3 separate regions of the Homo sapiens genome follow, and all the other regions are linked to region 1. Evidence: chromatin contacts called from ENCODE Hi-C or POLR2A ChIA-PET data. All regions are on one chromosome and are shown on one strand. The core of a region is the stretch at or near the end of the contact, and the rest is flanking DNA. Distances in the headings are between cores, read along the strand shown.

Evidence for each region. Hi-C counts contacts between places; a loop is a spot of excess contacts on that map. ChIA-PET counts read pairs that join two places held with the same protein, here RNA polymerase II (POLR2A). Pooled maps may share reads with other maps.
Region 2: a loop to region 1 is called in a map of CD8-positive, alpha-beta T cell, with 21 times the contacts of the local background. The contact joins the promoter of MDH2 here to the promoter of ABHD11 in region 1. A Hi-C loop is called at or near these places in 1 of 168 maps with a recorded cell type or tissue (CD8-positive, alpha-beta T cell), 1 of 37 single-sample maps with no recorded cell type and 9 of 50 pooled maps. POLR2A ChIA-PET finds 5 or more read pairs at or near these places in 2 of 52 experiments (GM12878 and activated naive CD4-positive, alpha-beta T cell).
Region 3: a loop to region 1 is called in a map of B cell, with 31 times the contacts of the local background. The contact joins the promoter of TMEM120A here to the promoter of ABHD11 in region 1. A Hi-C loop is called at or near these places in 1 of 168 maps with a recorded cell type or tissue (B cell), 1 of 37 single-sample maps with no recorded cell type and 5 of 50 pooled maps.

What each region holds. Positions count from the first base shown.
Region 1 is chr7:73,736,572-73,741,427 of GRCh38, forward strand. It overlaps ABHD11 (abhydrolase domain containing 11), which reads right to left and starts at 2,231. Exons shown (of 6, transcript NM_148912.4): 1 at 2,075-2,231; 2 at 1,757-1,892; 3 at 991-1,164; 4 at 650-820; 5 at 358-539; 6 at 1-120. The coding sequence starts at 2,199. RefSeq lists enhancers at 2,030-2,687, 2,688-3,344 and a silencer at 2,252-2,351.
Region 2 is chr7:76,046,140-76,050,995 of GRCh38, forward strand. MDH2 (malate dehydrogenase 2) reads left to right here and starts at 1,967. Exons shown (of 9, transcript NM_005918.4): 1 at 1,967-2,087. The coding sequence starts at 2,022. It overlaps STYXL1 (serine/threonine/tyrosine interacting like 1), which reads right to left and starts at 1,861. Exons shown (of 9, transcript NM_001317785.2): 1 at 1,523-1,861. RefSeq lists enhancers at 1,334-2,116, 1,562-1,651, 1,762-1,841, 2,117-2,898 and a silencer at 2,092-2,251.
Region 3 is chr7:75,991,890-75,996,745 of GRCh38, forward strand. It overlaps TMEM120A (transmembrane protein 120A), which reads right to left and starts at 2,706. Exons shown (of 12, transcript NM_031925.3): 1 at 2,601-2,706; 2 at 550-668; 3 at 255-371. The coding sequence starts at 2,681. STYXL1 (serine/threonine/tyrosine interacting like 1) reads right to left here. Exons shown (of 9, transcript NM_001317785.2): 9 at 4,453-4,710. The coding sequence ends at 4,579. RefSeq lists an enhancer at 187-246 and silencers at 2,428-2,487, 2,498-2,947.

The sequences.
Region 1 (4,856 bases), core at 981-3,480:
CCTCGGATGGCAGCTATGAAGTCCTGTGGGCGGTCAGCGTGGATCCAGTGGCCAGCGTTCGGCACCGTCTGCATCTGGGCCCGAGGGAAGAGCCGCATAATCTCAGGGTGGTGGCTGGGACTGTGCATCGCAGCGACGGCCATCAAAAACGGGTGAAAGTGGGATGAGGAGGAGTGAAAGAGACACGTGGAAGCAGAACGGGGAGAAATGGAGAGAGCTGTGTGAGCCCATATGCCCGGTGGTATTTCTGGCCTCTCAGCCACCCCCCTTCCACACCCAAGGCCTCCCCTGGTAGGGTCCCCAGGCTGGGGCCTGGGCGAGTAAAGCATGCCCCTCCTACTACCCAGGCTAGCTTACTGCACGAACTGGGAGTTTCCACCAAGGAGAAAGAGTGTTGGCCCGAGGTAGGACTCCTGCCTCTGTGGGAAAGCCAAGATCTTGTCTAGGTGCTGGGTCAGGGCATCCAAGTTCACCCTCCACACGAAGCGCCCGTCTACCTCTACCAGGTTAGTGAGCAGGTGCTGCCGCACGGCCATGTCCTGTGGGGGTGCAGCAGTTGGGGGAGGTTCCTTGTGCGGTCTGGGGGTGCCACTCTTCCCTTGACAGGTCCTGGTCTACAATACCATCCGGGGCACCTTGGGTGTATCACCTGGATGACAGAACTGAGCTGTTCATCCGCCAGTTTTCGGGCACGGGAGCGGGGCAGCTCATCTGCGATGTTGATGGCCCTCATGGCTGCCACATAGGTTGCAAAGTGGGAGACACCTGTGCTTTCCACTGGGCTGATATCTACAGCAATGAGACGTTCCACCAGCTCTGGCTGTGGGAGAGAACCGAACTGGGACCAGTCTTAGGCAGACATAGGGAGTCTCAGGCATGGCTCCTGGAGCCTGAACTTGGTCATCCAACGATCATGTGAGTCCCAGGTTGCCTGCAGGGCCCTCAGGGTATATACTGAATGGGAGGAGGCCCCAGACATGGGCGGCTCACCCTCTGTAGTGCCAGCAGCATGGCTGTCTTTCCTCCCATGCTGTGGCCAACGACGACGCAGGGCACCAGGCCCAGCTGGGGCAGAAGGTCCTGCAGGTCCTGGCTCATGATCTCGTAGCTCATGTCTGGGCTGTGGGGGCTGTCACCGTGGTTACGAGCATCCACCGTCAGCACCTGGGGAGTGGGGTGAGACGGGGCTGCGTTGATATCCCCATTCTGGGGGTAGACAGCCAAAGGCTTGTAGGGACAGCAGGTCAAAGGTGTGGAGAGCCTGGGGATACACCCTGTGGAGGGGAAGGGCCCAGTTTCCAGACCTAGGAGGCCCAGATGAAGAACCTGGGGCCACTCTGCCAGAGAAGAGCAGGCCCCAGGGTTGTGACCACGTCTCTGAAGGGCTGGCCTGGCTGGGTGGCAATCTCGGAGAATGCCAGGAAGGAGACTCCAGGAATTTCCAACAGTAGGAGCACAGAAGAATGGGCTGCCATAAGAGGTGGTGAGCTCCCGGTCATCCCTAGTGAACAAGCAGGCCCCTTCATGGAAAGGGTGCAGGCGCCTAGGCATGGGCCAGCCCCGATGGAGATCTACAACATGAATTAATGAAGATGGCAACGTGAGGGAATAAATGGGGTTGCCGTTCAGGGTCCATACTCAGAGTGAGGGATCTGGAAGTGAGCGTGAGAAGCGGGACCCCCCCTGCCCCGCCTCCTCTCAGGCCCCGCCCACTCCCGCCCAGCCCCAAAGGAGCCCCGCCCACTCGAAAGCTCACCCTACGGCCTGTCTGCTGGGCCAAGATCTTGGCGATGGAGTTGAAGTTAGTTTTGCTGCCGAAGAGCCCGTGCAAAAAGACGACGGCCGGGAGGGCTGCCTCCCCGTCCAGAAGCCTGTAGGAAAGCGGAAGCGGCCTGGCAGGGGAAGGATCGAGGTCAGAGTCTGAGCCGGCGGAGACGGGGAAAGGGGTAGGGGGAAAGAGCTTTGGGGGAGAGGCCTGGGAGGTGACAGGCCCAAAGGGAGGAGATGGGGCCGTCGGGGCCCGGCAGGAAAAGGAGGACAGAGGATGGCCTCCCGCCCGGTGCCCTTGACTGACCTCGGCTCGGCGCCCCCTCGGCCGCCGCTGCTGCTGCTGGGTGCGACAGGCACCCTCGCGAAGCTAGGGCCGTGGGGGCCGAGTCCCTCACGCGGGAGCCTCCAGGCTCGGGTCCAGCGGAGCATGCTTGCAAGCTGTTGGCCGGCTCGCATCTCACAAGGTACGTCCTCCCCGCGCTCCTTCTCCCGCCCTAGCTCGCAGCCCCGCCCATTTCCGTCTTCAGCCGCCCCGCCCAGTTCCGACTTGAGCCCCGCCCTCTCCCCGCCCCCATCGCGGGATTCTCCGCCCTTGGTCCCGTTTCCTTACGTATCCCCGAGAACAGTCCGGCCCCGCCTCCATCCCCGCCCCTTACGCCATTACGTAATCCCCGCAGGCTTTGCGCGGGTCGCCCTGAGCGCCGCACCTGGCCTCGCCCTAGGCTGGGCAACCCGCGGTGCTTGCCCCTCCCCTCGCGAAGCGCCGCGGTGCGTAGAATCTGGGAATTCGGTCTGCGCCGCTCTGTGCGTGCTCGGTTCTGGTTGCAGCTTAGGGCTCGGTTCCCGCCCCGCACCTGCCATCGCTCACTGACCTGGGTGGCTGCCATCGTTTCTGTGCCGCCGGCGGGGGCGAGCGGCGCCAGGGTGGCTCTGGGCGGCGGAGTGCCAGTGTGGTGGCGCCGTGCTCCACTGCCGGGGGCCCGGGCAGGTTGGGCGGAGCACGGACACCCACCCATCCTGGAGTCGTCGATCTAGAAGGAGCTCGGGGGCACTCTAGAGCTCTTCCCCAAGCCCCTTCGTCCCTTTTACGTTTGGGGAAGGCTCCCCCAGTCTGATCCCACCTGCTTTTCTGCCCATACTCCCCATTCTCATACTCCCCTATCAGGCACCCTGCCTTTCAAGGTCTTCTCCACACCCCACCTCCTGCTGGGGTGCTGTCTGTCTTCCAGATAGCCAGTTGCCCGAGTCCTATACTTTTTTTTGGTGGGGGTCTTACCCTCGCCCAGGCCGGAGTGCAGTGACGCGACCGTAGCTCACTGCAGCCTCGACCTCCTGGGCTCAAGCGATCCTCCCGCCTTTGCCTCCCGAGAATCTGGGACTACAGGCGCAGACTAATTTTAACATTTTTTTTTTTTTTTTTTTTTTTACTGAATCATGGTTACAATTTTTTTTTTTAGGCCGGGTGCGGTGGCTCACGCCTGTAATCCCGGCACTTTGGGAGGCTGAGGTGGGCAGATCACCTGAGGCCAGGAGTTGGAGACCACCCTGGCCAATATGGTGGAACCCCGTCTTTACTAAAAATACAAAAATTAGCTGGGCGTGGTGGCGGGTGCCTGTAATCCCAGCTACTCGGGAGGCTAAGGCAGGAGAGTCGCTTGAACTCAGGAGGCGGAGGTTGCAATGGGCGGAAATCATGCCACTGCACACCAGCCTACCGGACGGAGACAGACTCCGTTTAAAAAAAAAAAAAATTGCCGTGGGTGGTGGCACGGCCCTGTAATCCCAGCTACTGGGGAGGCTGAGGCAGGAGAATCGTGTGAACTTGGGAGATGGAGGTTGCAGTGAGCCGAGATCTTGCCACTGCATTCCAGCCTCAGTGACAGAGCGAGACTCCATCTCAAAAAAAAAATTTTTTTTTTAAAAAATAGAAGCGGGGGCTTGCTATGTTGCCCAGGCTGGTCTCGAACTCCTGGGCTCAAAGTGCTGAGATTACAGGCATGAGCCACCACACCTGGCCCAACAAAATTTTTTTTAGAGAAGGGGTCTTGCTACCTTGCCCAAGCTGGTCTCCAGCTCCTGGCCTCAAGCGACCTTCCTGTCTCAGGTATATGGCTTTTATTTTATTTTTTCTGAGACAGGGTTTCACTGCGTCACCCAGGCTGGACTGCAGTGGCACAATCACGGCTCACTGCAACCTCTTCCCCCTGGGCCCAGGCAATCTTCCTGCCTCACCCTCCCGAGTAGCTGGGACCACAGATGTGCACCACCATGTCTGGCTAATTTTTTTCTGTTTTGTAGAGATAGAGTCTTACTATGTTCTAGGCATAGCAAGGGGACAGTTTCAGGCTGGTCTGGAACTCCCAGACTCAACTGATCCTCCTGCCTCAGCCCCCTGAGTAGCTGGAATTACAGGTGTGCTCCACCATGCCTGGCCTCAGCTATAGGCCTTTTAAGGCATTGTATAACTGCTGCCTCCTCCTCAAGCCTTCGCAGACTTTCTGAGTTAAAACTAATCTCTTTCATGGAATGTTCTGGAAGCATTTCTCAGAGGCTACTGTGTAGTATTATAGAGGCAGCCCTCCCTGTGTGTCCACAGCGGGAGCTATGTCTTGTTCATCTGGTGCAAAGTGGTAATAGTCATCAAGAGCTTCAGGGCACTGGTAAATGCTTATGTGGAAGTCCTGCGGGTGGCTGGGTTAGTGGCCCTCCCGGATATGACACCTGGGCCAGCTAGTCTTACACTGACCCCTCCCCCACCTCCTTAGGGCGGTCCAGGACCTACAGGATGAGTCCTAACTTTTTTTTTAAAAAAATAATTAATTAATTAATTATTACTATTATATTTTGAGACGGAGTTTTGCTCTTGTTGCCCAGGCTGGAGTGCAATGGTGCGATCTTGGCTCACCGCAACCTCTACCTACTGGGTTCAAGCGACTCTCCTGCCTCAGCCTCCCGAGTAGCTGGGATTACAGGCATGCGCCACTACGCCGGCTAATTTTGTATTTTTAGTAGAGACGGGGTTTCTCCACGTTGGTCAGGCTGGTTCAAACTCCCGACCTCAGGTGATCTGCCCGCCTCGGCCTCCC
Region 2 (4,856 bases), core at 717-3,216, 2.3 Mb after region 1:
CCATTGTTAAATGCTCAGGCCCTAGTGCCCCTCCTTTGAGAATTCTGATTCCAAGGCAAGGGATCTTTCCCTCCTCTGGAGTTGAATGTTCCATTGAGAAACACCTACTCTTCCAGCATGTCTCAGCTTATCTGCTGTGTGTGTGTGTGTGTGTGTGTGTGTGTGTGTGTGTGTGTGTGTGTGTGTGTGTGTGTGTGTGTGCGCGCGCGCGCGCGCGCGCTTTTGAGCCGGAGTTTAGCTCTTATCACCCAGGATGGAGTACAATGGCACAATCTTGGCTCACAGCAACCTCCACCTCCTGGGTTCAAGGGATTCTCCTGCCTCAGCCTCCTGAGTAGCTGGGACTACAGGCACACGCCACCATGCCCAGCCAATTTTTGTATATTTAGTAGAGATGGGGTTTCGCCACATTAGCCAGTCTGGTCTCAAACTCCTGACCTCAGGTGATCTGCCCGCCTTGACCTCCCAAAGTGCTGGGATTACAGGCATAAGCCACCACACCCGGCTTTTTTTTTTTTTTTTTTTGAGACAGAGTCTTTCTCCGTCGCCCAAGCTGGAGTACAGTGGGGTTATCTCGGCTCACTGCAACCTCCCTCCACCTCCCGGGTTCAAGCGATTCTCCTGCCTCAGCCTCCGGAGTAGTTGGGGCTACAGGTGTACACCACCACGCTGGGCTAATTTTTGTATTTTTAGTAGAGATGGGGTTTCACCATGTTAGCCAGGCTGGTCATGAACTCCTGGCCTCAAGTGATCGGCCCGCCTCAGCCTCCCAGAGTGCTGGGATTACAGGCATGAGCCACCTTGCCTGGGGGTGTTGTTTAATTTTAAAAATATGTATCAGGCCGGGCGCGGTGGCTCACGCCTGTAATCTCAGCACTTTGGGAGGCCGAGGCGGGTGGATCACGAGGTCAGGAGTTCGAGACCAGCCTGACCAACGTGGTGAAACCCCGTCTCTACTAAAAAAAAAATACAAAAAATTAGCCAGGTGTAGTGGTGCGCTAATCCCAGCTACTCAGGAGAATGAGGCAGGAGAACCACTTGAACCTGACAGGCAGAGGTTGCAGTGAGCCAAGATCGCGCCACTGCACTCCAGCCTGGGCTAGAGAGACTCCGTCTCAAAAAAATAAATAAATTCATACATTTAAGTAATAAACTCATTGTGAGCAAGGAATTCTACTCGACTTTCTGTCTGCGTAAACTCTACAAATCCACTTGGCCTCAGCCACAGTGTCTTTATTCGTAAAGCAGAAACAGTGGGACCGTCAGAGCACTGCCGGGCAGGCGAGAGAAGACAGGAACTGTATGACCACGGAAGTTGTTGTCCCTACAACCTATTTGCTCATCTGGAACACAGAATAGTGGTCCTCTAAAGCTTGCAGGGCTGGAGGTCGCCATTATCAGCAGTGGTGTCACTAAACCTGAACCCAAGGGTCTCTGCAACTTGGGAAACGACGGCCCGGATCTGAGGAGATGGCCCCTTCCTCCCACCCCGCCTAAGGACTCTCAGCCTCCCTGACCCTACCTTTCCGGAGCTCAGAGTCCCCTCTGGCCTCCAAGGGCAGAAGGAATGGGTTTGGCTGAGGTCGGGGGCTCGGGTCTGGGACGCGCTCCACCTCCCCGGCTGCGCGACTATGGCCAGGCTCCCTGTCGGAGCCTCTGCCTGGGGCCCCACCTGGAAAAATGGCTCCTCTAAGGCGCTTCCAGCCTAAAGCCCGTCCTCTTCCACCTCTTGGGTGCAGACTGGCCCTCCCACTCCGACCGCAGGTCCCCCACCGGCCACACAGACGGCTACGCTAGAACCCAGCCAAACACCGGGGTTGCCAGGATGGTCCCACAGCTTTCCTTTCCGACTCCCGGAAGTGGCCGTGATCTCACGAGATCCCGGAGGCGAGCGCGACCGGAAGTCCGGTCACTCTCGCGAGGCCCCAGAGAGCAGGCGCTGGGCAGTGTGGAGGTCGTTGGAGTCACTTCCCCGTCACCAGCTCCTGTGCCTGCCAGTCGGTGCCCCTCCCGCTCCAGCCATGCTCTCCGCCCTCGCCCGGCCTGCCAGCGCTGCTCTCCGCCGCAGCTTCAGCACCTCGGCCCAGGTAGGCCAGACGAGGGGCGGCCTGCAGGCGGAGGCCCCCCGGCCCGGGCCACGTGCGTCCCCGGTTCGCGGGCAGCTCTGACCCTCTCCAGGCCAGCCTGGACCGCAGGGATGCCCGGCACTGGCTGGAGACTGTGGCGCCCGGGGCAGGCCCTGACACTGGCCTGGAGGTGCGGGGGAGAAAGCCGGGGAAAAGGGGGCGAGGTAGTCCCGCTCCAGGGCCGGTCCATTTGTCAGGGTTCCCCCAGGTCTCCCAGATTTCCCAGAGGACCTGCTCTTGGCTTGCACGCCTTCAAGGTTGGGAAACCAGGGCTCTGCATCTGAAAGTAAACTTACGTTTTTTTCTGCAGCGTTCCATTGCTTTGACGTAGCTAATCTCCTTGCAGCATCCGTGTGAGTTGTGCGTGAATAAAAGAAATCGTATACTTCCTAATTCCATAGTATGGACAAACCGAGGCTAGAGAACTGGGCCAGGGTTACAGTCATTTGGCCAGAGGATTAGAATTCAGCGCTTCTGACCTGAAGACGGCTTCCTCTTAACCTTTTTGGAGGATCTCTCCTGCTGTGGGCGGACTGAGCCTGCCGCCAGGTGTCTTAACAGTGCTTGACTTGGCCCGCGACCACTTAAGCCTAGGAGCCTAGGCTATTTTTAGCCATCTTCTAGAATGGTGGTTCTTAAACTCTGCAGTGTGTCAGAATCACCAGAAAGCTAATAAAAAACAGACGTCTGGGTTCATTGAAGAAGCTTAAGACTGCGGGGGGGGGGGGGGGGGTCCGCATTTTTACCAGGTGAATCTAATTAAACCTAATTTTGAGAACCCAGGAGGTGCTCGCATTGCCTTTTAATTACGACGCCCAAGAGGGAGGTAATTTTAAAGGGGAATCCAAATTTATCATCGAAGTTCTCGAGTTTCCTGTACATCCAGTTCATTTGAAAAATAAATACAAATGCTCCTGGATTGATGGCTACTTCCCATACCCATCGCAAGTTGGTAATATCCTAAGTCAAAAGGCGAGTTTAACTTTGTGTATTTTCAACTTGCAATGGGTTCCCACAGGCAACCCCATTGTAAGTTGAATGTACCAAATGCTTTTGCGCTGCGGTGAAGTGGGGGCCCAGCTGTATACAGATAAGTACATTAAGTACCTGTGCTTGCCAACAACTATGCTGGGTGCTGCAGGGGATACCAAGATAAGTGAGAAGTGACACTTGATATGGGACAGGAATGAGTAAACTTAGGACAGGTGGAAGCGATGAAGGTCTTAGGGAATGAGTAAACTTAGGACAGGTGGAGGCGATGAAGGTCTTAGGGAATGAGTAAACAGGACAGGAGGGATGAGGTGTGGGGGAGGGGCAGCCAACCAAAGAGAGGACAGGGGTGTCCAGGGAGAGGTTGAGTTTTGGTAGGACCTTCAGATATCCGACATATTTATTGAGCTAGGTACTGGAAATACAGCGGTGAACAAAACACAGAAGTCCCTGCTCTCACGGAAATTACTAGATATTTTACTTATTGCCCCACTCATTATAAAGTATCTTAAAATAGTGATGAACATGCAAGAAAAATGGGGATTGTAGGGTGCTTGTGTTAGGGAAGAGGGTACCAATTTTATTTACTTTTTTTGATGCAGTGCCTCGCCCTGTCGACAGGCTGGAGTGCAGTGGCGTGATCTCGGTTCACTGCAGCCTCCACCTCCCAGGTTGGAGCGATTCTCCTGCCTCAGCCTCCCGAATAGCTGGGACTACAGGCGCGCACCACCGTGCCCAGCTAATTTTTGTGTTTTTAGTAGAGATGGGGTTTCACCATGTTGGCCAGGATGGACCTGACAGAGTCCCACTCTGTTGCCCAGGATGGAGTGCAGTGGCGCCATCTTGGCTCACTGCAACCAACTCTTGGGCTCAAGCTATCCTCCTGCCTCATCCTCCCGAGTAGGTGGGAATCACAGGCAAGGGCTACGACAGCTGGGTAATTTTTGTAGTTTTAGTAGAGATGGGGTTTCACCATGTTGGCCAGGCTGGTCTCAAACTCCTGGCCTTAAGTGATCCACCCTCCTTGGCCTCCCAAAGTGCTGGGATTACAGGCGTGAGCCACCACTCCCAGCCGAGGGTAGCAGTTTTACATCAGCCAGGGTAGGCCTCACGCAGAGTGAGATGTTTGAGTAAAGTCTGAAGGAAGCAGAGATCACATCATATGGAAAGAGTATTGCAGGTAAGGGATATGTCTCAGGATGTAGCTGAGAGCCCTTGGAGAAGCATGGGGCATGCCTTGAAGGTTTGAGAAAATGAGGCTAGGGTAGTTCCAGAGAAGGCAGTGGAGGTAACAGAACAGGCCTTGTAAAACTTTGGTATTTTCTCAGAAATGGGGCGGCCAGTTGAGGGTTTTCAGCTGCGTAATGACTTGCTCTTCCTTCCATTTTAACAAGATGGTCTTAGGAGTGAGAGAAAGGTAGGTTAGGAGTTCATTGTGGTTATCTAGGTGCAGGTGGTAAGAAATGATTGAATTCTGGGTATTCATTGATGGTACCAGAAGGATTTGCTGATGTGTGATTAGATAAGGGGTCGGGGATGACACCAAGGTTTTGGGCCTTGGAGTTGGGCTGAAATAGGCAAGACTTATAGAAGAGAGTGGGTTTAACCAGGGAGAAGATATCAGGAGTTCAGTTTTTATTTATTTACTGAGAGTCTCGCTCTGTTGCCCAGGCTGGAGTACAGTGGCGTGATCTCGGCTCACTGCAGCCTCCGCCTCCTGGGTTCAAGTGGTTCTCTCAC
Region 3 (4,856 bases), core at 1,456-3,955, 2.3 Mb after region 1:
GAAGCCTTCTGCGACCTCCTGGACTGGGTCAGGTGTCCCTCACTGTGCCACCTCATTCCCCATGCTACAAAGCACCTATCACAGTGAAATGTCACTCTCAGCCAGGTGTCTCCCCTGAAGTCAGCACTGTGCCTCATTGCTCAGCCTGTACTGGGCCCAGGGAACATTTGCTGACTATAATGACCAAGAGGAGGCAGCACCCGGCTTCAGGAGTGGCTGTGAACTGAGCTGGGGGTGGCGGTGGGGGCCCTCACCCATTCTTCTTAGGCAAATAGGCCTCCATGTCAAAGAAGAGGCCTTGGCGCTCTTTCATCTGGTTCTCCAGCTCCTGTGCGGCCCCCTCGGCCTCTGCTGGGAGGGAGGGTTTGCATCTGCGGGTAAGGCCAGAAACAGTCAGGGCAAGAGGACTCCCAAGTGTCCTCCCTGACTCCCACAGGGGCAGAAGGGCAAACAGGGCCCAGAGAGGGGAGGGGCGGTGCCCAGGGTCTCACAGCGCCAGCCCTCCCACCCCACACTCTGCCCATGGCGGGTGGGGTAGGGGATCCTAACTTCTTCAGGGCGAGGGCCAGCTCCTGGAGCCGCTTCTTCTGCCGCGTGATGGAGCTGGTGCAATTGTTCTGAAGTTTGGTCAGCTCCTCCAGCTTCAGGCGGTAGAGCCGATGGGTCTCCTGGGGGCCGGAGGGGAGAGGCTCAGGCCAGTTGGGGAGCTACTGAGCCAGAGCCTGCAGGCAGGACGTGGCGCTCAGGCTCCCCCAGGGCTGCTGGGAGGGTTTCGCTCAGCGGGAAAGGAGGTAGAACTGTGCCTGCCCAGGGATGAGGTGGCTGTCTCCCCAAGGCAGGCAAGGACCTGGGTGTCCTCCTGTGAGCCCAGAGACCCCCACAGCACCCCTCCTCCAAAAACAGACTAGGTGTTTTTGTTTTTGTTTTTGTTTTGAGACAGTCTTGTTCTGTTGCCCAGGCTGAAGTGCAATGGCAGGATCTCAGCTCACTCCAACCTCCGCCTCCCGGGTTCAAACCATTCTTCTGCCTCAGCCTCCCAAGTAGCTAGGATTACAGGCACCTGCCATCATGCCTGGCTAATTTTTGTATTTTTGTAGAGACAGGGTTTCACCATGTTGGCCAGGCTGGTCTTGAACTCCTGACCTCAGGTGATCTGCCTGCCTCGGCCTCCCAAAGTGCTGGGATTACAGGCATAAGCCACCGCACCCAGCCAAGGTTTTCTTAGTCTCAGCCCATCTGCTAGTTGTCCCCACCCTACAAGGACAGACTCTTTCTCCTACCTTGAGTCTGGAGCTTAGGCCCCCAGGGCCACCTCCTGGACCAAGCAGGCAGCCCAGAGCCACCCCTCTATCCTCTCAGCTCCTCCTGCCTATCTAGCCTTCCAGTACAGGAGGAGCTCAGGTTCTCAGGAATCCCTGACATCTTCTTCCCAGGTTAAAGGTCATCAGGTTTCAACCCTAGAGCCTCCTGCTCTAAGGCCAGCCCCACTCCCTTCCCCTAGCACCTTTGGCCCAAGGATTCCCCAAGCACTTTGCCCTGGTAGGTGAGTCTCAAGAAGGCGCAGCCTAGAGATGGGGCAAGGGGCAGTGTGAGGAGAGCCAAGCAGGGGCTGTGGCCAGGACAGCGGCGGCCAGGCGGGGAGACTGGGTCTGCTCAGTCTCTGGGGAGAAGCACCAATGGCAGGGGCCTTGGCAGGGCCAGGGGCAGCTGGGTTTCAATGCCCACAGGAAGCAGTTGGAACCAGTCCAGGAGAGGCCAAGGGCTAACCAAGCCATCAGCTGGCCAGGGCTCTACTCTGTCTGGATCTTGTTTCTCATGCCCAGGAGGGGTCACCACGCCCCCTCGGACCCCAGCACGTGCCACTTCTGCCCACCCACAGCCACCGCCCTCTTCCCTGCCTGGATGAGGCCAACAGCCTCCTCCTCCCTGGCCTCTGGACAGAACAGCCACGGTGGCCCTGGGGAGCTCAGTCCAGACAATTCCTCCCGTAGCTTTCCACTGGCCTCGGAGGGACTCTGATCTCTGCCAGGCCAGAGCGTCCCTGCAGGGCCTAGCCCCGCCCACCCCTCCCACCCGTCCCACCCCTCCCCTGGTTCTCCTTGATGCAGCCACATGGGCCTGTCAAGTCCCCTCTTTCCTTCCAAAGGCCTCGGCGGCGCGCGGTATCCCTCTGCCTGGGGCGTCCCCCATCCAGGCCGAGGACACCCCCCTAAACGCTGCTCCCCCGACCTGGGCTGCCTCTCGGGCGCTGCCCGCTGCGCGTTTGCTGAGTGGCTGACCCAAGGCTGGGCCCGCCCGTGTGTGACTCAGGCGGCCGCTCTCTTCTGGGAAGGGACGGGGTCGGGGTCTGGGCCCCTTTCCAAGGCCCTCATTGGAAGCCGAGGTCGCCCAGCGCGATGGGGTCCCGCCGGGGTTCCCGGACACTGGAGGTGGTGGCAGTGGACACCAGGACCAGGGGCCTCGCCCCCCTTGGCAGTGACGCCAGGGCCCCGACCCCTGACCCTTAGCTCCCCACTGCCTGACCCAGGGCTGCCCGACCCTTGACCCTGAGCCAGCGAGACGCGGCTCGGGGGCGACCCGGCGTCCGCAGCGGCGCTAACCTGGATGTTCTGGAAGTCCTGCTGTAGATCCTCCCAGTCCCGCAGGCAGTCGCCCAGCGGGCCCGGGGGCGGGGGCTGCATGGCTGCAGCGCCAGTAGCCAGTAGTGGAGGACGGCGCAGCAACCCCGGCCCACCCGAGGCTCCTCCGCCACCGCCCCCGTCCGCTTCCGGGCTCGCGCCGCCACGGGCACCAATGGGGAAAGGCCACGCCCCCCACCCCAGCCAATCCGGGACAGGGGCGGGGTATGGGCGGGGCCGTATGCAAGGGCGGTTGCTAGCCCCGGGACTCGCGGCCTGGACCGGGACTGGGACGGCTGCAGCCCCCGGGCCTGGACTGCACTGACTGTGCCAGCCGCGTGGTGCAGCCAGCAGGGCTCTGGCCCGTCATGCTGAGAGCAAACCAAGGTGCAGGGAGGTGACACCTGCTTGCAACATTTTCGTCCTTGGGAAGCTGAGCCTCTTTGGGGAAGGGAGTTAGAGCTGCTTCTCTCGCTTGGATTTTTACAGCGGCCTCCTTTCTCCCTGCCTCACCTCCACTGTCCCTTCTCGCGGCCACCGGACTGCCCTTCCCAAAACACAAGGCTGATTCCCCATCATGTTCATGCTTAAAACTTTCCAGCGGCTGTGTCCTGCCTACCAGGAGGTCCCTAATCGGAGCTCTGCAGCCATCCCGGGCTCTGTCCCAACTCACACCCTGAGGAAAGCCAGGGCTGTGTGTAAAGCCGTTCCCCCTCTGGCAAAACCCCACTCCTCCTTGAAGGCCTGCCCTTCTGTTGAGGGGAATCCCCCACCCCCTCCCACCCCCATCCCTCCACAGAGCGCGCTAAGTGGTGGGACGGCATTCATCTCTCTGTTCCCAGCCCCACCCACGCGGTGGCAGGGAATGGTTGCCGAATGGACTTGGGGAAGGTCCTGCATGGATGGACATCCTAATCCCCTACCAGTCCCCTAGTCTGTGCCGTCTCCTGATGCCCAGTTTGTTCTGTGGGTGCTGCCAGCTTTGGAGAAGTGCATTTGGAAAACAACTTCCAACTGGGTGCCGTGGCCCACACCTGTAATCCCAGCATTTTGGGGAGGCCGAGGCTGGAGGATCACTTGAGCCCAGAAGTTCGAGACCAGCCTAGGCAACAGAGCAAGACCCTGTTTCTACAAAAATAAAAATAAATTAGCCAGGTGTGATGGTGCATGCCTGCATTCCCAGCTACTCACTCAGGAGGTTGAGGTGGGAGGATCGCTTGAGCCCAGGGAAGTTGAGGCTGCAGTGAGCCATGATTGCGCCACTGCACTCCAGCCTGAGAGACACAGCAAGACCGTGCCTCCAAAAAAAAGGAAAGGGGGTAAAAAAAAGGAAAACTTTTAAGACCTTAGGAATTTCTAGAAACGTGGATAGGGAGATGGGGGAGGGGGTGAGAATCTCTCCTTGGTGAACACAGCCAGGCAGAAATGAGTGGGGAGCAGGGAAAGAAAATCTGTTTCAAGGGGTGGATGGCAGGAAGCGCTGGGGATGAGGCAAGGGTGTGATCCCATTCTAGGAGCCTGGGGGCTAGACAAGGCTGGGCTTGGTATCTCTGGGACTAGGGGACTGCCTATTGGTGGCTATTGTGACATCCTCTGTGAACCAACACAGGCAACCTCTGGGTACCCCCAGGCAGCCTCCAAAGGGTCTAAGTCACCAGGGGGATGCAGGGCAGCTGCTCTAGCAGCCAGATGCTCTTCCAGAGGCAGCCTCAGGGGTGCAGTTGGGATGGCCCGCGACACCTCAGGGATGCGGGTTCTTGGTGAACCTGAGCAGGGCGCATCAGCTAGGTGGCGTGAACAGGCACTTGGGAAGAATCAGTACAGGAGGCTAACATGAGACTTTCAGGCAGCAAAGGCCTTCTCCTTCCAGACAAGCCTGGGTATACACACTCTGGCCCTCCACCCACAAAATGCCCCCAGGTGAGGCTCTTCAGTACCCTTCGGTGGGCCTCGGAGAAGATCAGTAGAGCGGATCCATGATGTTTGTGATGGAATCTCCAAGGATAGTCTTCTCCCATTCCAGCAGCTGGCTCACCAATCCCCGATTTGGACACATGTTGTTTTTGCACTTCTTGACATAGGCCCAGGACCTCTATGAATACAAAGAGAGAAAGTGAACTTCACGATTGGTCCTGGGCCCTTTCCACTTGGATCAGAGGCAGCTTTCAGAGACAGGAGGCACTTGCACAGTGCCAGCAACACGGCTTAAGGGCTGGATGCAGAAACAGGGCAGCCTGG